2 separate regions of the Mus musculus genome follow, and region 2 is linked to region 1. A link is a loop called in an ENCODE intact Hi-C map of the cell type or tissue named here. Cell type or tissue: left cerebral cortex. All regions are shown on one strand. Links, peaks and the distances in the headings refer to the core of each region. The heading gives the core; the rest is flanking DNA. Region 1 holds the start of Wdr43 (WD repeat domain 43). Region 2 holds the start of Smchd1 (SMC hinge domain containing 1).

The links. Peaks named below come from ENCODE experiments on the same cell type or tissue, not always from the same donor. Only the 100,000 strongest peaks of a DNase experiment are listed, where the experiment ranks them.
Region 2: it touches region 1 in a loop (2.5-fold over the local background); 5 of 42 quality-filtered maps call a loop at or near these places.

What each region holds. Positions count from the first base shown.
Region 1 is chr17:71,611,067-71,621,533 of GRCm38, reverse strand. Wdr43 (WD repeat domain 43) reads right to left here and starts at 5,319. Exons shown (of 18, transcript NM_175639.1): 1 at 5,049-5,319. The coding sequence starts at 5,273. Gm30091 (a long non-coding RNA gene) reads left to right here and starts at 8,150. Exons shown (of 3, transcript XR_385737.3): 1 at 8,150-8,190; 2 at 8,611-8,794. In left cerebral cortex, for the core only: no CTCF peak of the experiment used is centred there; DNase peaks (open chromatin) are centred at 4,690 and 5,385; H3K4me3 peaks cover 1,936 bases; H3K27ac peaks cover 589 bases.
Region 2 is chr17:71,470,482-71,480,948 of GRCm38, reverse strand. Smchd1 (SMC hinge domain containing 1) reads left to right here and starts at 5,606. Exons shown (of 48, transcript NM_028887.4): 1 at 5,606-5,970. The coding sequence starts at 5,785. In left cerebral cortex, for the core only: a CTCF peak has its summit at 5,775 (motif pointing right); DNase peaks (open chromatin) are centred at 5,016 and 5,542; H3K4me3 peaks cover 2,322 bases; H3K27ac peaks cover 1,512 bases.

The DNA.
Region 1 (10,467 bases), core at 1,576-9,575:
AATCCAGGTTGGCACTACTGATTCCAGCTCCATTCTAATACCATGCTCTCTAAACTTTACACACACTTTTCCTCCAGAAATCTCTTGCTTCTCTTAAGTTGGACTGTGGGGCTGGAGAGATGGCTCAGCGCTCTCCAGAAGGTCCTGAGTTCAAATCCCAGCAACCACATGGTGGCTCACAACCATCCGAAATGAGATCTGATGCCCTCTTCTGGTGTATCAAAAGTGTACTTACATGTAATAATAAATAAATCTTAAAAAAAAAAAGTTGGACTGCGCAGGACCAGTCAATCCTGAGCTGTCCATCTGTCAGTCAGTTATTCCCTCTAAAGAACGTAATACCGACTGTACATATAAAGCTTAAGGAATGAGAAAGGTTGTTGGTTCAAGAATCTGTAATGGGAGATCTGCATGAAGGCACTAGGAGTGAAAAGTCTTTACTAACGTCTTACTACTTTATTAAGACTGATTTCTTAGAGTAAAGAGATTTCCAACATGAGCTAAGCAAGAACCACCAAAAGCCCATCGGATCCAGGGCATCAGAAAGCCGAGGCAGCCACACACGTGTGATGTCAAAAAGCCACAAACTGAGGGCAAGGATTTAAAAAGCATAACCGGGCGGCTGGAGAGATGGCTCAGCGGTTAAGACCACTGAGTTCAACTCCCAGCAACCACATGGTGGCTCACAACCATCCCTAATGAGATCTGACGCCCTCTTCTGGAGTGTCTGAAGGCAGCTACAGTGTACTTACATATAATAATAAATAAATCTTTAAAAACATAATCATAACCAGACAAGCAGAGTCTGACTGGTCCTGTCAACAATTACACAACGGCTTTTCAGAATGAGACTGTAGAGAGTTTGCATAACACATGGAGGCCCAAACACACTCAGGGATACAACTAAAACATGAAGGTTTCAAAAACAGATCTGGGCGTGAGACACTCAGCAAACAGAGGCAGGCCAATCTCTGAGGCCCATATCGTCTACAAAGTGAGTTTCAAGGATGCCCAGGGCTGTTCCATAGGGAATCCTGTCTCAAAAAAAAAAAGTTTCACAGGAAAACTTATCCTCACCATTCCATTCTATCTCACGAAACACTATTAATAGCCTGCTAAATCTACTTCATGACCCACTAATGCATCAAACCAGCCTTAAAAACTGACCTTAGACACTGAAAATTATGTTCAATTATTAGTAAGTAGTTTTAAAGTCCATTTTTGACCCATTTTAATGGTATTTACTCTGGCATATGTATTTCATAGATAAGAGTGAAAATACATACATCTCATCAAGTCACAAATATATCAAAACAAATGTTCTTCTACCAATAGAACCTGATCTGTAACCTTTACCTTCTGTCTTAGGGCTTCTATTCCTGCATAAACATCATGACCAAGAGACAAGTGGGGGAGGAAAGGGTTTATTCAGCTTACACTTCCACATTGCTGTTCATCACCAAAGGAAGTCAGGACTGGAACTCAAGCAGGTCAGGAAGCAGGAGCTGATGCAGAGGCCATGGAGGGATGGTCCTTACTGGCTTGCTTCCCCTGGCTTGATCAGCCTGCTCTCTTATAGAACCCAAGACTACCAGCCCAGAGAAGGTACCACCCACAAGAAACCCTACCCCCTTGATCACTAATTGAGAAAATGCCTTACAGCTGGATCTCATGGAGGCATTTCCTCACATGAAATTCTTTTCTCTCTGATAACTCCATCTTGTGTCAAGTTGACACACAAAACCAGCCAGGACACCTTCCTTTGAAATATTAAGTACTTGAGACCTCCAGACTGTCAGGAATACAGCTGAATTGTTGTACTGTATCTCCAGAGAGGGTACTGAGGAGAGCTTAAACTTTTCCTAGCAATTTCACCAGTGTCTCAGTTGTGCTCTAATGCATTCTAATACCTAAAATGCCCATCCTTCAGTTAGGTCCTAGGCTGTGTTTATTCATGTTTCCACAAAGCATGTGGAAGTGAACTATGGTCCCAACATCAGACAGGGTCAGACTTCCAGGTTTTATTACCAGAGGATGAAGAAAAACAAGTTTGAGAGAAAGATAGTGGGTAGCAACAGGATCAATTTCTAGGTGGCTTAAATGTGTGGCTCTAGCCTGCTACTAGCATAACAGGTTCAATACAAACATAAACCAGAGAAGCGCTAAATCGATCATGGCATAAACTTCAAGGTATTATGATCATTCTAGAAACAGGAAAAAGCCTTTTAAACATTTATGAAACACCACTACAACCTATTATTCAAGAAACACAGTATAACTTTACCTTTCTCTACTGGTAGAGTACCAAACATTGTCCTTGTAGCAAATTGCCCATTCCTAAACCAAGGGCAGGACACTCAATATGACTTCATTCCATTCAATACAGCACTGCATGAGCACAGGAGTCCAGACAGAACAATAACCACTATGGACCAAGTCTCACCATAACAATCATTTATGTGTTATTACCTCATTTAATCCTAAGAGCTCTGGAAGCAAGATGTCTACGCTGGGCAGTGGTGGCGCACGCCTTTAATCCCAGCACTTGGGAGGCAGAGGCAGGCGGAGTTTGAGGCCAACCTGGTCTACAAAGTGAGTTCCAGGACAGCCAGCTATACAGAAAACAAACAAACAAACAAACAAACAAACACAAAAAAAAAAAAACAAAACACATATGCCACCAGAGTAAGTACCATTTAAGTGGGAGCCACTGCTTCTAGAAATAGGTCTGAAGGTGAGACAAATAAGGATTTGGGGGAAAAAAAAAGATAGTATGTCTACTAAATCCCATACCAAACCATACCAATGTACTGGGAACGTGGGCTTTATAATAACATCCATTTTATGTGTCACACTTTAAACACTTAAAAATGTAAAACAGGTTTAGTATGATGATCATCTGAATACTTAAAATACCAGGGCACACAATCCAGTGAGCCCCAAAGCGGAGTTTGAGCGGCTGCCACAAACTCTAAGCCACACACTACCTGGACCTGTAAGCCCACCCCAGCACCAAGCAGACCAGTTAAGTCTACCGCTGAACTGGAAAAATGCTGCTTCCGTGAGTCACATGCTCAGGATGGGAACTGACAGCTCTGCAGCCATCCATGATGAAGTGCAAGGGTAGGAGTTCACCGTGTAAGGGGCTAGGCTGGGATCCTAGTGCTACCGCTTGTTAGTGACCAACCATGCCGTTTAGCTTCCTGAGCCCTGACTGCTTTTCTAGCTCTGATTTTGTGGTACTATTGATTCAATCCAGGGTCTTTCATATGCTAGGCAAGTTTTCTATCTTTGAGCTACATCCCAGCCTAAGTCTGTTTACTAATTCCCAGACATTTAGTAGTTGCATAGCAGAAATGGCAACATATAGATAAAAAGAAAGTGAAACTTACTGGCACTTGAAAGCAGGGCTTGCTGGGGACTGCACCGGCACTCTGGGGATGCTAACCACTGGGCACATCCAATCCAGCACACCACTTGGGAACCAGGACTCGGGTCATCTTGTCACATAAAGTTGCTTTAATTTGAGGAGCTTTGTTGAAAAGTTAAAGTTGGGCTCCTTTAAAAATGGTTGTATCCCTACTGTATCACAGTGGATGAAAATCTCCAAACCGCTATTTTTGAAATTTGGATTTTGTTCTGGGACATAGAAGATTGGAAATGAGTATCTAATACTATCTGTTGAGGACAACCAAGAACTTCAAAGACACGAGTTCCGAGTCTAGTTCCTGTTGGCCTTTATTGAAATTGCTTGCTTTGACATACCTTGTGGACTAAGGACAAAAATACAAGATACTAATACCACTAGTAATTAGCACTTCACTTAAGGCGCTATACACTATTCTAAGTGATTATCCTCATGTTATAAGTAGGGAACAAAAAACACAATTATTACAGAGGCTGGACTCCTACTTTTACAGCCTGGCTACAAGCACTTAGCTAACTGCTCTCTCTGTATTTCTGAGTGTTAGTAAGTACTCTCACCACTTTACAGGACTGTTAAGTTAAAAAGAAAACTGTATAAAGTTAAAAAAAAAAGTGCAGCAGCTCTAATGCTGACAATTACATAACTTTCACAAATCTGATTATGTTTGACTTATAGGGCCTCATATCTGCTCTTTGTCACCAAGAAAAGCTGGAATCCGGTAAGTAGCTAACCACTGTCACACAGAGTATAGCAACTTAGATAAAATAAATTTATGTGAAAGTTTACTCTTGGGATGGGAAGGAGTAAGCTATCCCAACAACTTTAACATCAGTGACAGCAAAACGTCACATATTTTAGGATACCTTTTACACCGGTTCCAGATTTTTGCCTGCCGACTGCCTAACCACGTGCGTGCCGAGATCTAACCGGGTGAGTCAACAGTGAGCAGCATTTACCTGACAGCGAAAAGGATTCCCTAACTAAGCAGTTTCCCAACTACGAGAGAAAAAAAAAAAATCACCAGGACCTACATCATATGCCCTACTCTATTTCACTGTACCTCCGCTGAGAAAGAAGGGAACTTAGAAATGGAAAAGAGTTTGTGGGACGACGAATCCCACAACCTAGAGGCAGAAGGGAACACGTGTTGAACACGCATCCGAGCCGAGGGAAGGGGCTCCCGGAAGGAACTTAACCTAGACGTGCGCATTCCAAGTGCCCAAAGCAAAACCAATACCGGGGTCCGGGATGCGGAAGCGCGAGACGGTCCTAAAGTGCGCACCGGGTAGCTCTGATGGGGACCCAGGCCTGGGAAGTCTGAGGCCGCCCCCCGGGGGAGCAGAGGCTTCGATGAACATGGCGGCCCAGAAGCAGCCGGGGTGCAGACCTCGTGGAGACCGCGGGATCGGGCCGCACCCTCCCGCAGCCCCCCTCGGGCCAGGCCGCACTTTGCAGCCGCGGCGCCGGCCCAAGCGCGCCGCCGGCCCGGCTCCGCGCCTCCTCTCTCCCGGGACGCCCCGGGCCACGCGCGCCAGGGGTGCCACGCGCCTCGCCGCCCGGCCCGGGATGCCGCAGCCCGGCAGGAGGTCCCCGTCCCCGTCGCCGTCCCCGCTCATCCTACCTTGGCCTGCAGCCGTGCTGGCGCCCAGGCCAGGCAGGTGCAGGTACCGCTGAGGTGCGCGGAAGGCACGTACTCCTGGTGCAGCCGGTTGTTGGCGGTCTCCCATACTCGCAGCTGACCGTCACTAGAGGCTAAAGCGAAGTAGGCTTGACTGTCCGGCGAGAAGGCGCAGGGGACCCCCGCCGGGGCCAAGGGGTCGTAGCTACCGCCGCCTCCGGCCGCCATTGCTGCTCTGGCTCCGCGGCAGCCACGTGTTCGCCCGGGCGCAGGCGCACCGGCGCGGGGTGGGGCCTGCAGGGAGGAAGTGGGGCGGAGGGAACGCTGAGAGCCCAAGAAGTGGCTGGTCGTGACGCAGGCCAGCGTTTAGCCGGGCCCACCCTGTGGACGGTGGCTCAGTGGGGTCCTTCTTAACTTGTCCTGCGAAGGAAGCGCGAGGGGAAGTGATTTGCATACTACCGAGCCAGATCCTTCTTTTAAAACTACGTCCTATGAAACAACTAGACGAAATGTTTAAAAGAAATATTTACTTACATCTCCGAGATTGTAACAGCTGTTTCCATGTTTCTTTAGTCTCTTCGAGGACGTGGCCATGTACGTACAATAATTATCCAATCATAGTTCTATCAAAGTTAGAGTTGGGGCTTGAAGAAACAAGATGCCTCTTTTATCTGTGTTAACACACAGAGATACTATTGGACAAGAGAGGAGGTCAAGTTGGGTGTAAATAAAGAATCCGGGCGGTGGTGCCTCACGCCTTTAATCCCAGCACTTGGGAGGCAGAGGCAGGCGGATTTTTGAGTTCGAGGCCAGCCTGGTCTACAGAGTGAGTTCCAGGACAGCCAGGGCTATACAGAGAAACCCTGTCTCAAAAAACAAAAAACAACACACACACACACACACACACACACACAAAAGAAAAAAAAAAAAAAAGAAAAGAGAAACCAAACATATATTCCCATCTGGATGTGTGCCTTTTAATCCCAGCACTCTATCTGAGGCAGACGCAGGCACGGTCTAGAAACTGAATTCTATAACATCGAGGACTATAGGGAAACTGTCTCCAAAAGATAAATGATAGATAGATAGAAGAAATTTTTTCCTTATTTTATTGGTTCTTTTTTTTTAATTATTGGTTATTTTGTTTATTTAAATTTCAAATGTTACCCCCCCCCCGGGTTTCCTCTCCTAGAACCCCCATCCTACCCACCTCCCCCAGGCTGCTTCCTCACCCACATGCACACTCCCGCCCCACCACTCTAGCATTCCCCTACGCCGGGGCATCATGTCTTCACAGGACCAAGGGCCTCCACTCCCTTTGACGACAAACAAGGCCATCCTCTGCTACATATGCAGCTGGAGCCATGGGTCCCTCCTGTGTACTCTTTGGTTGATGGTTTAGTCTCTGGGAGCTCTGATGGTACTGGTTGGTTGATGTTGTTCTTCCAATGGGGCTGCAAGAGCCTCTCAGGAGACATCCATATCAGGCTCCTATCAGCAAGCACTTCCTGGCATCAGCAATAGTATTTAGGTTTGGTGGCTGTATATGGGATGGATCTCCAGGTGGGGCAGTCTCTGGAAGGCCTTTCCTTTAGTCTCTGCTCCACTCTTTGTCCATGTATTTCCTTTAAACAGGAGCAATTCTGGGTTAAAATTTTGAGAAGGGTTAATGGCCCCATCTCTCAACCAGGGACCGTGCCTAACCTCTGGATACAGGTTCTCTCTCCCCTTTGTTGGGTAATTCAGCTAAAGTCATCCCCCTTGGGTCCTGTAAACCTCTTGCTTTCCTAGCGTCTGGGACTTTCTGTTAGCTACCCATCCCCGTTGCTACATGCCTATGTTCAATTTCCTTACCCTCTATAGATCTCCCCTGCTCCTCCCACACCTGTTCCTGCACCCCCCCTCTTTTCCTCTTCCCCTCCTACATTCCTCCCAAGTCTCACTCACCCTCTACCTCCCATGATTATTTTGTTCCCCCTTCTAAGTAGGACTGAAGCATCCACACTTTGGTCTTCGTTCTTCTTGACCTTCATATGGTCTGTAAGTCATATCATGGGTATTCTGGGCTTTTTTCCTAATATCCACTTATCAATGAGTATATACCATGTGTGTTCTTTTGTGACTGTGTTACCTCACTCAGGGTGATATTTTCTAGTTCCAATCATTTGCCTGTGAATTTCATGAAGTCATTGTTTTTTAATGGCTGAGTAGTACTCCATTGTGTAAATGTACCATATTTTCTGTATCTTTTCCTCTCTTGAGGAACAACTGGGTTGTTTCCAGTTTCTTCTGGCTATAATAAATAAGGCTGCTATGAACATAGTGGAGCATATGTCCTTGTTATACGTTGGAGCATTTTTTGGGTATATGCCCAGGAGTGGTATAGCTGGGTCCTCAGGTAGTACTATTATTGAAAGACTCCGAGAGGAGCCCCTCGCTCAGGCCTCGGGACAATAGCGGACACATAAGAACTCACAAGAGAACAAACTTGATGCAAACCACATTAGGCTTTATTTGGGGAAAGCCAGAGCTCTGGGGACGACTCATATCCCACACAGGGGTAGAGGAGTCACCTCCACGGGAAAGAGGTCCCAGTTTTTATAGGCCCTCAGGGGAGAAAGGAAAAGGGAGAGTAGGAGATTTCCAGATCTAAACAATGTCTATCAATGGGTATGGGAGGGGTACAAGGAAAGAGTCTGGTGCAGGTGTAACAACTCCGGATTGGCCTGGCTGTGGTTGCTGGGGGAGATTTTTCCGACTCTTCCCCAGCAGCCAATATCACAAACACCTGGCAATGGGCTTCATCAGTGGGCACACACATGGGTTCAAAGAACAGTCAAAACATTGGCAGACACACGGGTTCAAGGAGTGGCCAGAGCATTGTGCACCTCTATTTTTCTAAATCAGTGAAGCTAGTTCTGCTAGCAATGAAATCTATCTTGCCAATTTCAGGGCTTCTGTGACCTTTTACATTCTGTCAGGATCTTTCACTATGTCCAATTTTCTGAGGAACTGCCAGACTGATTTCCAGAGTGGTTGTACCAACTTGCAATCCCACCAGCAATGAAGGAGTCTTCCTCTTTCTCCACATCCTCGACAGCATCTGCTGACACCTGAGTTTTTCTTATCTTAGCCATTCTCACTGGTAAGAGGTGGAATCTCGGGGTCATTTTGATTTGCATTTCCCTGATGACTAAGGATGTTGAACATTTCTTTAAATGCTTCTCAGCTATGTGTGATTCTTCAGCTGAGAATTCTGTTTAGCTCTGTACCCCTATTTTTTAATTGGGTTATTTGGTTCTTTGGAGTCTAATGTCTTGAGTTCTTTGTATATATTGGATATTAGCCTTCTATCAGATGTAGGGTTGGTAAAGATCTTTTCCCAAATGGTGGGTTGCTGTTTTGTCCTATTGACGGCGTCCTTTGCCTTACAGAAGCTTTGCAATTTTATGAGGTCCCATTTGTTGATTCTTGATCTTAGGGAATAAGCCATTGGTGTTCTGTTTAGCAAAATGTCCCCTGTGCCCGTATGTTCGAGACTTCTCCCCACTCTCTCTTCTATTAGATTCAGTGGATCTGGTTTTATATGGCGGTTCCTGAACCATGCGGACAAACAGAAGTATTGGTTACTTTCCTCCCTCCAGCAGAGCTTTCCACCCTCCCTTCTCTGGGAAGCTACAGTGAAGGTCTGAAAGACCTCCGATACAAAGTAAGAGTCCATCGTTAGGAAGCCCAACCTCCGATACAATGTAAGTGTCCATCTAGGAAGCCTAACCTCTGATACAATATAAGAGTCCATCATGTTAGCAAGTCCGTCCTCCATAACCTCACACTCACTGCCTCCCCTTTGATTTCTTGCCTTCAGTTTAGCATGTTCCTCATTTCCTCCACTTTCTGGCATCACAGTTCCTTGGGGCTTTTTTTCTTCCTCCATAAAGCTTAGCCACCATTCACGTGCTAGTGGTCAAATGTTTGTATGCCTCCAAACTTTGTCTCCCACCGCCCCCGAACTTAAATTTTCAATTCCGTATTCAGCATCTCCACATGGATATAGTGGTGAATTGAATAGTGTCACCAAAAAGCACGCGTCTGAGTTCTAATGCTGTTAACTGTAGGTGTGGCCTTAGGCTTTGCATATGTAATCTGGTTAAGAATCTCAAAATAATTTTATCTGAAGTAGTTCCTAAACCCAGTGACTAGCAGCCTTCTAAGGAAAAAAACAAAACAAAACAAACAAACAAACAAAAAAAAAAACAGATGCCTGGCAGTGGTGGTGCACGCCTTTAATCCCAGCACTTGGGAGGCAGAGGCAGTTAGATTTCAAGAGTTCAAGGCCAGCCTGGTCTACAAAGTGAGTTCCAGGACAGCCAGGGCTACACAGAGAAACCCTGTCTCAAAAAAAAAAAAAAAAAAAAAGGAAAACAACAACAAATCAGATGAACATTTACATGGGGGTTAGAGAGATGCACAATGAGTGTGAAGACAGCCAAAAACTGAATTCTAAACACACAAAGTGTGGTAGTAGTACATGCCTTTGAGTCTAGCAGCAATGGATGAATCCCTGTGAGTTTGCGACTTGTCTGGTCCAAATAGAGAATTCCAGGACAGCCAGAGATCCTATCTCAAAAACAAACAAATCTGAAAGAAATTGGAGAATCAGGGCTGGAGAGATGGCTCAGTGGTTAAGAGCACTGACTGCTCTTCCAGAGGTCCTGAGTTCAATTCCCAGCAACCACGTGGTGGCTCACAACCATGACACAGACAGTGTGCTCATATTAGATAGATAGATAGATAGATAGATAGATAGATAGATAGATAGATAGATAGATCTTTAGAAAAGAAAAGAAATGGAGACTCCTCCCCTAAGGGCTGGGCATGTAGCTCAGTATACAGCCAGTCCAGTACTGCCAAGAACTTGGTTCAGTCCTTGGCACTGCAAATAATATTTCATAATAAAATTCTTTCCTGGACTTTTTGAAGAGAGCATGGTCATATTAAGGCCTTGAACTCCTGTCGTCCAGCATGTGAGAGAACACATTTCTATTGTTATACTGTCATGCCTATGGTAGTCTATGGCAACAGCTCTAGGAAATGAACATAGATTTCCAATTAATTTTTCTTTTGGCGGGGGTGGGGGTGGGGTGAGTTGTTTTCACAGACAGGGTTTCTCTGTGTAGCCCTGGCTGTCCTGGAGTTCACTCTGTAGATCAGTCTGGCCTTGAACTCAGAAATCCACCTGCCTCTGCCACCCAAGTGCTGGGATTAAAGGCGTGCAAGCCACCACTGCCCAGCTTCCAATGGATTTTTTCAAAGTCAATACATCTAAGTCAATCCCCACTTTTGGAGGTGTTTACTATGTGGCAAAAAGTAAGTCTTTAAAACTGATAGATTGGGCTGGAGAGATGCCTCAGAGGTTAAGAGC
Region 2 (10,467 bases), core at 1,214-9,213, 140 kb after region 1:
CTTTTTTAATTTGGAGGACCAGCCAGCTACGTTTGAATGTTTGTCTTCTGGGACATTCCTGCTGGAGTTTAATCACTATTTTGAGTAATTAAGAGGGCGGAAACTTAATCCAATTAAGGCGTTTAGAGACTGGCCATAGGGAGTGATAAAGTCATTAGCATGTGTGTGTGGGGGGGGGAGGGGGGATGGTCAGGTGAGTAAGCAGAGATAGACACACATACTCCTAATCCTTTACCACTTGGTGCCCTGCACTGCCTAAGGGCTCTGCCAACTACAAGACTTACCTCCAGGTGTGCCCCTTGACCTTGAACCTCTAGTCCAGCTAGACAAAAGAAACATCTTTAATTTAGGGAGTAACGAGAAATCGCCGACCTAAAGGCTGTTTTCTATTACCAATCAACTGTATGTTGTTTTCCTGCTTTCTAACAAGATCCGTTCTCTTTCTCCCTCTTTGCCTTATTTAATGGCAATAGGGACCAAACCCAAGGTCTCCTCATCCACACACCATGAGAAGTATCAGTACTGATTTAGATACCACCTCTCATAGACAGCAGATACAGCATTATTCTCAAAAATCACTAGGGATTTTTGTAAACCTGTTTCTGTCCTGGGAGGGCGGGGTTAGCCATGTGACTGTTGTTGGCTCCTGGGACATTCCAAAGGAGCCAAGCAGGGCCTCGATAAACACTGGCACACTGTTTTTGTTTTCGAAACATGATGATCAGGTAAGACACTAGGTTTTCCTGGTAGAAATGTCTAATTAGAGAACTCGTGTAATTAAGCCAACAGCCTCAGCTTGATTGCCAGCCAGGGATGTGAGCCTGTCACCTTCCACTCACCTTGGTGCAGATGCTGGTGACTATGCTAAGTAAGCAATCTTGCCAGCAGAGCTGCACAGAGGAGCTCAAACTGCAGTATCATGAGCCAGCAATGGTTCCTGCTTAAAGCCACTACATTACAGTTTTAGGAAAAAAACAAAACAAAACAAAACAAAAAAACAGTTGGGCAGTGGTGGTACCCACCTTTAATCCCAGCACTTGGGAGGCAGAGGCAGGCAGACTTCTGAATTCAAAGCCAGCCTGGTCTGACAGACTTAGTTCCAGGATATCCAGGGCTACACATGAAGAAAAATTAAAATCTAATTTAATCTTCGATAACTTTATATATTTACATAATGTGTTCTGTTCATATTCACCCTCATTCCCGTCTCTTACTCTTCTTGCCCCTTCCTACTTTCACATCCTTTAAAAAAAAAAAAAAAAAAAAACCTTTTTACCCTGCAATCACTGGGTGAGGGTTGCACTCCTGAGCATGGGCGTGGTCTAATTTACAAGATCCCCGGCAGCTGGCTAGAGTTAAGGCACTACATTTAAATACACTCACACGTGCAACCACAAAATCAGGTGTGGTTGTTCAAGTGTGAAAGGTCAGCTCTCAGAAACTGGAATCTGAGGTACTGAGCTACAGGAGCCAAACTTGATTACATTAGCAAGACTTTGTCTCAGAACAAGCACCACACAGACACACAGACAGACAGACAGACAGACAGACAGACACTCACATAAACCAGTATTTACAATACTGGTTTTATTGCTTTTTTTCTAGCTTCTCCTAAAGCACTAACAAAAATACTAAAGATTTAAAAAATGAGTGGTAGTAAAGAAAAAAAGAAAGATGCAGGTAATAGTATGTCTACCTATGTGTTTCAGCAGGTGAAAAAATGACTTCTTTTTTTTTTTTTTTTTTTTTTTTTCTGAGACAGGGTCTGGTATGTAGCTCTGGCTGTCCTGGAACTCACTCTGTAGAATACCATAGCCTAGAACTCTCTGAGACCTGGCTGCCTCTGCCTCCCCAGTACTGGGACTGAAGGCATGTGGCACCATCATCCATCTTTAACTTTAAGCTGTTTTTAATTGCAGACTTCAATGTAACTCCTTACTTCACTTCCTGATCTGTTTCTGAAGCAGCTCTGTTAGTATCTCAGGACGTTCTCAGCCACAGCTTGAGTCTCATCCCAAGGGGGAAGGGAGGAGAGGACACTACCAAGGGCCACTAAGTTTCACTGTGGTTTGTTGTAGTACAACAGGTAATTGACACAAGACGCTTTAAAAAAATCCCAGCAAGAGCCGGGCGGTGGTGGTGCACACCTTTAATCCCAGCACTTGGGAGGCAGAGGCAGGCGGATTTCTGAGTTCGAGGCCAGCCTGGTCTACAGAGTGAGTTCCAGGACAGCCAGGGCTACAGAGAAACCCTGTCTCAAAACAACAAAAAACAAAAAACAACAACAACAAAAATTCCCAGCAAGGCAAGTGGATCTCTGTGTGTCTGTGTATTTTAGGTCAATCTGGTCTACACAGTCAATTCCAGGACAGCCAAAGCTACACAGAGAAGCTCTGTCTGGAAAAACAAAACAAAACATGTATCTTCTGGTAAAGGTGACTGCTTTCAATCTTGACAATTTGAGTTTGATCCCTGAGACAATTATGGTGGAAAGAGAAACCTAATTTGCACAAACTGTCCTCTGACCTCAATACCTGTCCCAGGGCCACCCTTCAACTAAAAGTGTCTGTGTGTGTGCTCCCACTTTCACACAACGCATGTTGAGGGAGGGGGGGGGAGTAGTGTTTAAAATAAATAAAATATATTCAGTAGGTATTATAAGTGATGACAAGTGAGTGACCAGAACTAACCAGGAAACTAGGTCATTTCAAACCCACTTTATTAATTTCTCGGAAAGAACAGACCCTCTATATATTTAGATTTTCTTTTAAGAATCAAAGGTGACTGGCACAAGGAAGTGTTCTGACATGATTCTAGACTGCTACACTGTCATCTAAGCAACTAACTGAATATGGAGTTGTGGTTGGCTTCTTACTTGTGCTCTGCCTGTTTCCCTAGTGCTAGGATTACAGGCATGTACTGACTCACCTAGCGTAAGAGTTGACATTTCTTTCTTTAAGAGGATTTATTATTATTAATTTGCTTGAGAAAGGGTTTCTCGGTGTAGTCCTGGTTGTCTGAAACTCATAGGCCAGGTTGGCCTGAAGCTCAAGAGGTTTGCCTGCCTCTGCCTCCTGAGTGCTGGGATTAAAGGGATGCGCCACCGCATCCAACTCCTTAGAGCTGTCTTTAATAATGCTGCTCAGAATCTTTTCTTTTTTTTTTTTTTAGATGACAACTGAGAAGCTAATTTTAAAAAATGATGCCGGGTAGCAAGCATAATAGTAACAGAATTGTGCTGTTTTCTGGTATCCCCACCCCCATTTGAACGGCGTGTTCTCGATGTCGCTACAAGTTTGTTCAAATGACAGCTGGTCCTGGAAATGCTGTTACTGCTATTGATGAATAACATACTACTCTCACTTTTTTTTTTTTTTTTCGAGACATGGTTTCTCTGTAGCCCTGGCTGTCTTGGAACTCACTTTGTAGACCAGGCTGGCCTCAACTCAGAAATCCACCTGCCTCTGCCTCCCAAGTGCTGGGATTAAAGGCGTGCGCCACCACGCCCGGCTCACTGTTACATTTTTAATGTAAATATTTATACATACAGGATTTGAACCTTTGGAGACACTAGCTATGCTGTGATGTTAGGAAAAAGTATCCTAGTTCATCATGCTGAGTTGATATCACAATAGTTAAGACGGTCCAGGAATTGTACACACTGTATTAAATATGTAAGGTCTTATCTATGCGGGCTGGGTTATAGAAACTAATGTTCTCTAAATAATGAGAACAAATAAAAAAAATCCACATTAGGACCAGCTGTTAAGGATTTGATTCCCTGCACCTGCATCTGGAGGCTCACAACCATCTCCAACTTCAGAGAATGGAGTCCTCTGACCTTCAAAGTGCTTCTGTTTTTACTTATGAGATTTATAATTTGGTATTACAGAGAAATTGCCCTGTTGACCCTTTGGCTGTTAAGCCCCAATTTGCTGAACCACAAAGGCAATTCATCTTGCTTGTTAACTAAGACTTAGAGAAATGATTTGTCTTTCTCCAGTTGTTCAAATCAAACACGGCCCATAAAAGGGATAGAAGGAAATGGTTGTGTGAGTTTTAAAGATAAAATGTAAAATGCCAGCTAGGAGTAGTGACTCATACCTCTGAAGCCATCAAGGGTTCAGGTTGGGTCAAGGCAGGAGGATCAAAGTTTGATGTAGGCCTAGGAAGACTGACAAAAAGCAAATTACAATAAGATTTTACAGAAATCTCATGATAGTTGGAGGTTATTCTCGTGTCTCCTGTCTCTCAGGTGCCCTTTCAAGAACATGACCAGCTTTTGGTCACAACTTCACCTACCTCACCTACTGTTTCATTTTCTCTTCTTCCAGTCATACTATTTATGCCGCTCTACGCAAACCTTCACACTTTTGTATGTCTGGCCAACTGTCCTTGGTGCCAACAACCCGGTCTGTTTCCAAGGTGCATTGACTTTGAGTCTAGCTTTACCATTGATCATTAAGGCTCCTGCGAACCTAGTAAAACAGCACCCTTAAATCTGATCCAACTTCTAGACACATAAAAGAACTCAATTAATTAATGGGTTTCATTAATTTACACGTTTCTCTCAAGTACAAAGCATCCAGGTTTTAAGAATCAGAGAGCAAGCATCTGGCAAGGTTACCCGCCCCCCCCCATTCCTTGCTATCTGTAGAGTCAGAAGCGCATCCCCCAATAATTATGCTCAAGTTTTCTTTTTTATTTATTTATTATTGGATATTTTCTTTATATACATTTCAAATGCTATCCCGAAAGTTCCCTATGCCCTCCCTCCACCCTGCTCCCCTACCCACCCACTCCTGCTTCTTAGCCCTGACATTCCCCCGTACTGGAGCATATAAAGTTTTATGCTCAAGTTTTCGAGGAGGCTGTCTTACACATTGCACGCTTAGAAGCTGACTCAACCTCGGTGAGTAGGTTAGGTATTATCCCAAGACTCCCAGCCGCCTAAAGCCTCAGAGCCTGGCTAACCCGGGGGCGCGCATCGCGGCCTCGTGACGTCAGAGACCCGCTCTTCCTCGAGGCCGAGCTTTTGTCTCATTGTCCCACAGTAGAACCCACCCACGACGGCGAAGGAAGCGTGCAAGCAGAGCGGTGCCCGGTGTTTTAGCTAGTGTCCACCGCACCGGGACCCAGGTGGTGCAAGCTTCCAGCCGCCGCGTCCGCCCGACTTGGTAGCGCCCTGGAGACCGCATGGCTAGGGGGAAGGCGCCAGGGCCCTGCAGCGGGAGCCTGCATAGACCCTGGGGCGACACGCTTGCGAGTTGCGCCCCCCCCCACCTCCCCCCGCGAAGGCCCCTAAGGCGCTGGAAGCCAGCTTCCAGGCCGTCCCCAGTCCCCGCGGTCCGCAGGAGCCCGGGGGCGTGGCCTGGGCGCGAAGCCCCGCCCCACCTTGGCCAGCCCCGCCCCGCCCCACGGCCTGCTGGACTAGCCGGGTCTCCGTCCGCCGTCCTCTTCCTCCTGCGCAGCAGCCACGGCGGCGGCCCGCTCTCAGGTCACGGAAGGAGGCTTGGTGGGCGGCGGCGTACGTAGCTGGCGGGCTCTGAGGCGCGCTCAGCGCGTCCCTGTGTTCGCGGGTCGCGGAAGTGACGTACGGCACCCCGGCAGAAGCGCGTTTGAATCGGTTCCCGGGTTACTTCCCGGCCGCTGCCCACAGTCGGTGCTGCGCGGCCCGCTGAGGCTCGGAGCCGCGGCGGCTGGAGCCGAGGGCACGCGCGGGGTCGGTGTCTCCGGGAAGCGCGCCCGAGAGCCGCAGGGCCTTCTCTTTTTTTCTCCCTCAACATGGCAGCGGAGGGCGCCAGCGATCCCGCCGGCCTCTCGGAGGGATCTGGGAGAGATGGCGCCGTCGACGGCTGTAGGACGGTGTACTTGTTTGACCGGCGCGGGAAGGACTCGGAGCTAGGGGATCGCGCACTGCAGGTCTCGGAGCACGCGGACTACGCGGGGTTCCGCGCTTCTGTGTGTCAGGTACGTCCCGGGGCGCTGGAGGGATGCTCGCGAGGAGGTGAGGGTAGGTGGCCTGAAGCCTGGGTGGGTCACCGCCATAAACTTGTCAGATGGCCGGGATCTTGCGGCCTTGGCCTCTGCCGGGTGCCCACGTTGCGGATGATCCCTGGTTGGATGTCCCGGCCGGCCTGGCTTTGGCCAAGAAGGATGGGATCACGCCCCTCCGTGGGCCCGTGCTGGTCTAGCGTTCGGGACTTCCAAGTTAGTGGGCGCTTATAGGTTTAGTTACTGCTTTATGGTTGCAGAGTAGTTAGTGCATCCTCCTGTCGGAGAAGCACCTGTGTTTGTCCTAGTTTGTAACTTCAGAAGATGCAGAGTTGCATCCACTGGACAGTCAGTGTTGCGAGGGTTGCGCTGTTTGGTGGTGGTGGGGGGGTGAGATTCCAGGAGTCCGGGTACCTCAGGTTCAGGGAGGTGATGGAGGGAGTCTTTTACCGGCTTGTCTTGTCAGAAAGGTTTGCCTGGTCCGTCCCAGCAGGATTCTTCTACAGAGTAATACTAAGTTAGGTTAGTATTAGGAGCTGTCCTGGTTCTCTGAGCTCCAACTTCCTTGGGAGTTCCTGAACTAGCTCTAAGTGACCATGCGGACAACAAAGAACGAGTATACCTGCTTGGGGGGAAAAAAAAAAGAATGACTACGTAGCAAGACGTGCTTTATACTGTGAGATGCTTTATAGGTTGTTGTTGTTCTTACTGTTGCCTGAGCTTGAGTATGTTGGGGGAGGGGTATTGCGGGGTTTTGTTTTGAGGTCTTGCTGTGTAGCTCAGGCTAGCCTAGAAGTCTCTGTTGACCAGGTTGGCCTCGAACTTTATCCGCCTTTGCTGTCCAGTGTTGGTAGTCACAGACCCAAGTGCCACCGTTCTGGGCTCTGAACTTTTAAAAGAAGAATATGGCAATAAAACAGTGTTTTAAACAGTGTTTTCCTTCCAGAAAACCTAGTTTAGGACACTGATTCTCAGCTTTCCTAATGTTGTGATCCTTTAATACAGTTCCCTATGGTGTGGTGCCCCCCCACCCCAATTATTCTAGTTGTTACTTACTAACTGTTATGAATTGTAATGTAAATGTCTGTTTTCTTATGGTCAGAACCACTGTCCTAAGATAGTACCTTGTATATTTGTTGAAAAAATTCAAATTGAGTTTGACTTTGCCAAAGTGGGCTTTCTTTTTCCTTTTCTTTTCTTTTGGTTTTTCGATTCTTTTTCTCTATTTCTTTTTCTTTTTCTTTTCTTTTTCTTTTTTTTTTGGGGGGGGTTTTCGAGACAGGGTTTCTCTGTATAGCCCTGGCTGTCCTGGAACTCACTCTGTAGAACTCAGAAATCTGCCTGCCTCTGCCTCCCGAGTGCTGGGATTAAAGGTGTGTGCCACCACGTCAGGCTCCGGCTTCTCTCTCTCTCTCTCTCTTTCTTTCTGTCTTTCTTTCTTTCTTTCTTTCTTTCTTTAAAAAAAGTGTTTCATTCATTGTTTTTTTTCCTACTTTTTTTTTAAGATTTATTTATTTAATGTATGTGAGTACACTGTTGCTATCTTCAGACACACTAGAAAAGAACATCAGATCCCATTACAGATGGTTGTGAGTCACCATCTGAACTCAGGACCTCTGGAAGGGTAGTCAGTGCTCTTAACCTCTGAGCCATCTCTCCAGCCCAAGAGTAGCATTGCTCTTAACCACTGGGTTATCTCTAGCTCCTGGATCTGTCTTCTTTGCTCTGTTGGTTTATGCTACAGATCTCATGGTGTTGTTTGTATTAACAGTTGGGCTGAGTCAAACACTTACATAGTTGTCCTCCTGGTTTGTTTTCTTATTTTCGTTTCTTCTTAAAGATTTGTTTATTTATTTTATATATGTGAGTACACTGTAGCTGTCTTCAGACACAAGTGGAGGGGGCTTCGGATCCCATTACAGTTGGTTGTAAGCCACCATGTTGTTGCTGGGAATTGAACTCAGGAGCTCTGGAGGATCATCGAGTGCTCTTTAACCACTTATCCATCTCTTCAGTCCTTGAAGTTTGTTTTCTAGAATGTGATAAAACATTGTGACCAAAAGCAACTTTGGGGAGGAAAGTGTTTGTCCATCGTTGAGGGCAGCCAGGGCAGGAGCTGAAGGTAGAAACTGAAACTCTGACTGTGGAAGAATGCTGCTTATGGTTTGTTCTCCCTGGCTGCTTCATTCATTCATTCATTCATTCACTCATTTCCTGTCCCCCTCCCTCTTCTTCCCTCCAGTTTCGTTTCCTCCCTTCTCCCTGCCCCTTACCTGCGCCAGTGGTGCCACCCACAGTGGTCTTGGTCATGCCATATTAATCAAGAAAATGCCCCCCACGCTGGCCAACAGGATGGTTTGATGGAAGCATTGTCTCTGTGAGGCTTTCTCTTCCTAGACTAGCTTGTGCGAAGTTGACAAAAAAAAAAAAAAAACTAATCAGCACAATAATTCACAAGAAGTAAAAACAGTAGATCTGATCATTTGTTGGTTTGTTTGTGACAGAGGTAGGTCTAGAACACTTGGGTAGTCTAGGCTGGCCTTGAACTCCTCTCCTTCCATCTCAGCCTCCTAGAAGTGCATGGCCACACCCAGCGTTAGATCAATTTGACTCCAAACAAAAACATTCTAGGTTCACTGCTGTAGTTCTATGTTTCTTTTTCCTGTCACCACTATCTCCTCTTACTCCTCTCTTGACGGAGCTCAGTTTTAGTAATCACTTTGTACTCCAGGCCAGCCTTCCACTGTGGACAAACCTTTAGTTCGGCCTGCCAAGTGTGAGGAGTGCTGGTGTGGCTACTGTGTCCATTTAAAACCATACCATTCAGAGTACACTTGTTACTTTTTTGTAGCAAGAACACAGCATTTACTCAACATTTTTCAAATATGCAAGCCATTATTATTATTATTATTTTTAATTTTTTGTATATGAGCATACTGTACAGATGGTTGTGAGCCACCATATGGTTGCTGGGAATTGAACTCAGGACCTCTGGAAAAGCACTCAGTGCTCTTAACCGCTGAGCCATCTCTCCAGCCCCTTATTTTTTAACCTATGGGATTTATTATGATTGTATTTATTATGAGTGTATATATACATTACACACATACACGTTTATGCACATGCTGCTGCTGTGTATGGACATAGAGGACAACTTTAAGGAGTTGGTTCTCGTCTTGCCCTATGTGGGTCCTGGGTTTTGTTTTGTTTAAACACATGCTGACTAACTCTGGCTTCTCTCGCTTCTCCTGAATTACTCTGCTTGGCCTTAAACAAACTGGCAATCTGTTCTAATCTTCTGGCGGCTTCTCATTCTCTGGCTCATTCTGTGTCTAGCTTGTTCTGTCGGTGCAACCTGTCTCTCTATAACTCTCCCTATTTTAAAAAACTGCCTCCTCCTTTCTTACCCCCCCCCCCCCCATGTAGCTTCCCTTTCCTCTCTTTTCTTGAGAGTTGGGCATCTCTCTGATTTATTCTGTCACATTTTTCTCTGATTCAGCACTTTTTTGCTCACTTGTCTGCCACTCAATTAGATGTCACTTTCAAACATGGGTGCTTCCTTCTATAAACTAATTTTACCTTCCTTGTTTGGGATTAATGTTAAGGGCTGAGCCACATCATAACTAGAAGCATAATCTTGGGATTCACATTGTGATCAAATATCCTGCAATAATAGGCCCAAGCTATAATATTTGGGAGGTCAGGTCTATGAAACACATTTTTAATTTGCAATTATTTTATTGGAATTTAATCCCTTATAAAAGAATATTTGTATAGTCTTAGTTGAGTAAAAACTAATTTAGATAACAAAGGTATTAGCATTCCTATCTATAGATATGTGGGTAAGTATATTGACAGTTGAAAGGCAGAAGCCATCTATGAAGTTAGTCATAAACTGGACTAAGTACGCTAATCCATTATTCTAGAAAAATCCTTAAAAGAAAACCTTAAAAACAATAGTTTTATGGGTGTATTGTATGAAATAATTAGATACATCTAATATTTTCCAGATATTTGTACATGTGTACATGTGTGTGGTTGTGTGGACGTGTAGGCCAGAGGTCAACCTTGAGTGTCATTCAGCACTCTCCTCCTTGGGGATGTGTGTGTGTTAACGTGTGTGATTAAGCCAGAGGACAGACAACCTTGATTGTTGATCCTTGTTTTTTTGAGACAGAGATTCTCATTGACCTAGAGTTGCCAAGTGGGCTAGGCTGGCTCCTTCTAAGGAGGGCTCTGGGATTGAACTCAGATGGTTCGGTTTGGCAGCAGCATCTTTAGTAGCTGAGCCGTCTCACAGGTTTGTATTTAGAGCACTGGGATTACATGGGTGAGATTCCATTCCCTGATTTGTGTATTACATGCCTTGCCCCCTGGCCTTACAGTATTCTGTGGCTTAGCTATCTCCATATGTATCCTGTAAACTACAATTTAGCTGATAGGCTTCATTAATTTAATAAGTTCAAGAGAATT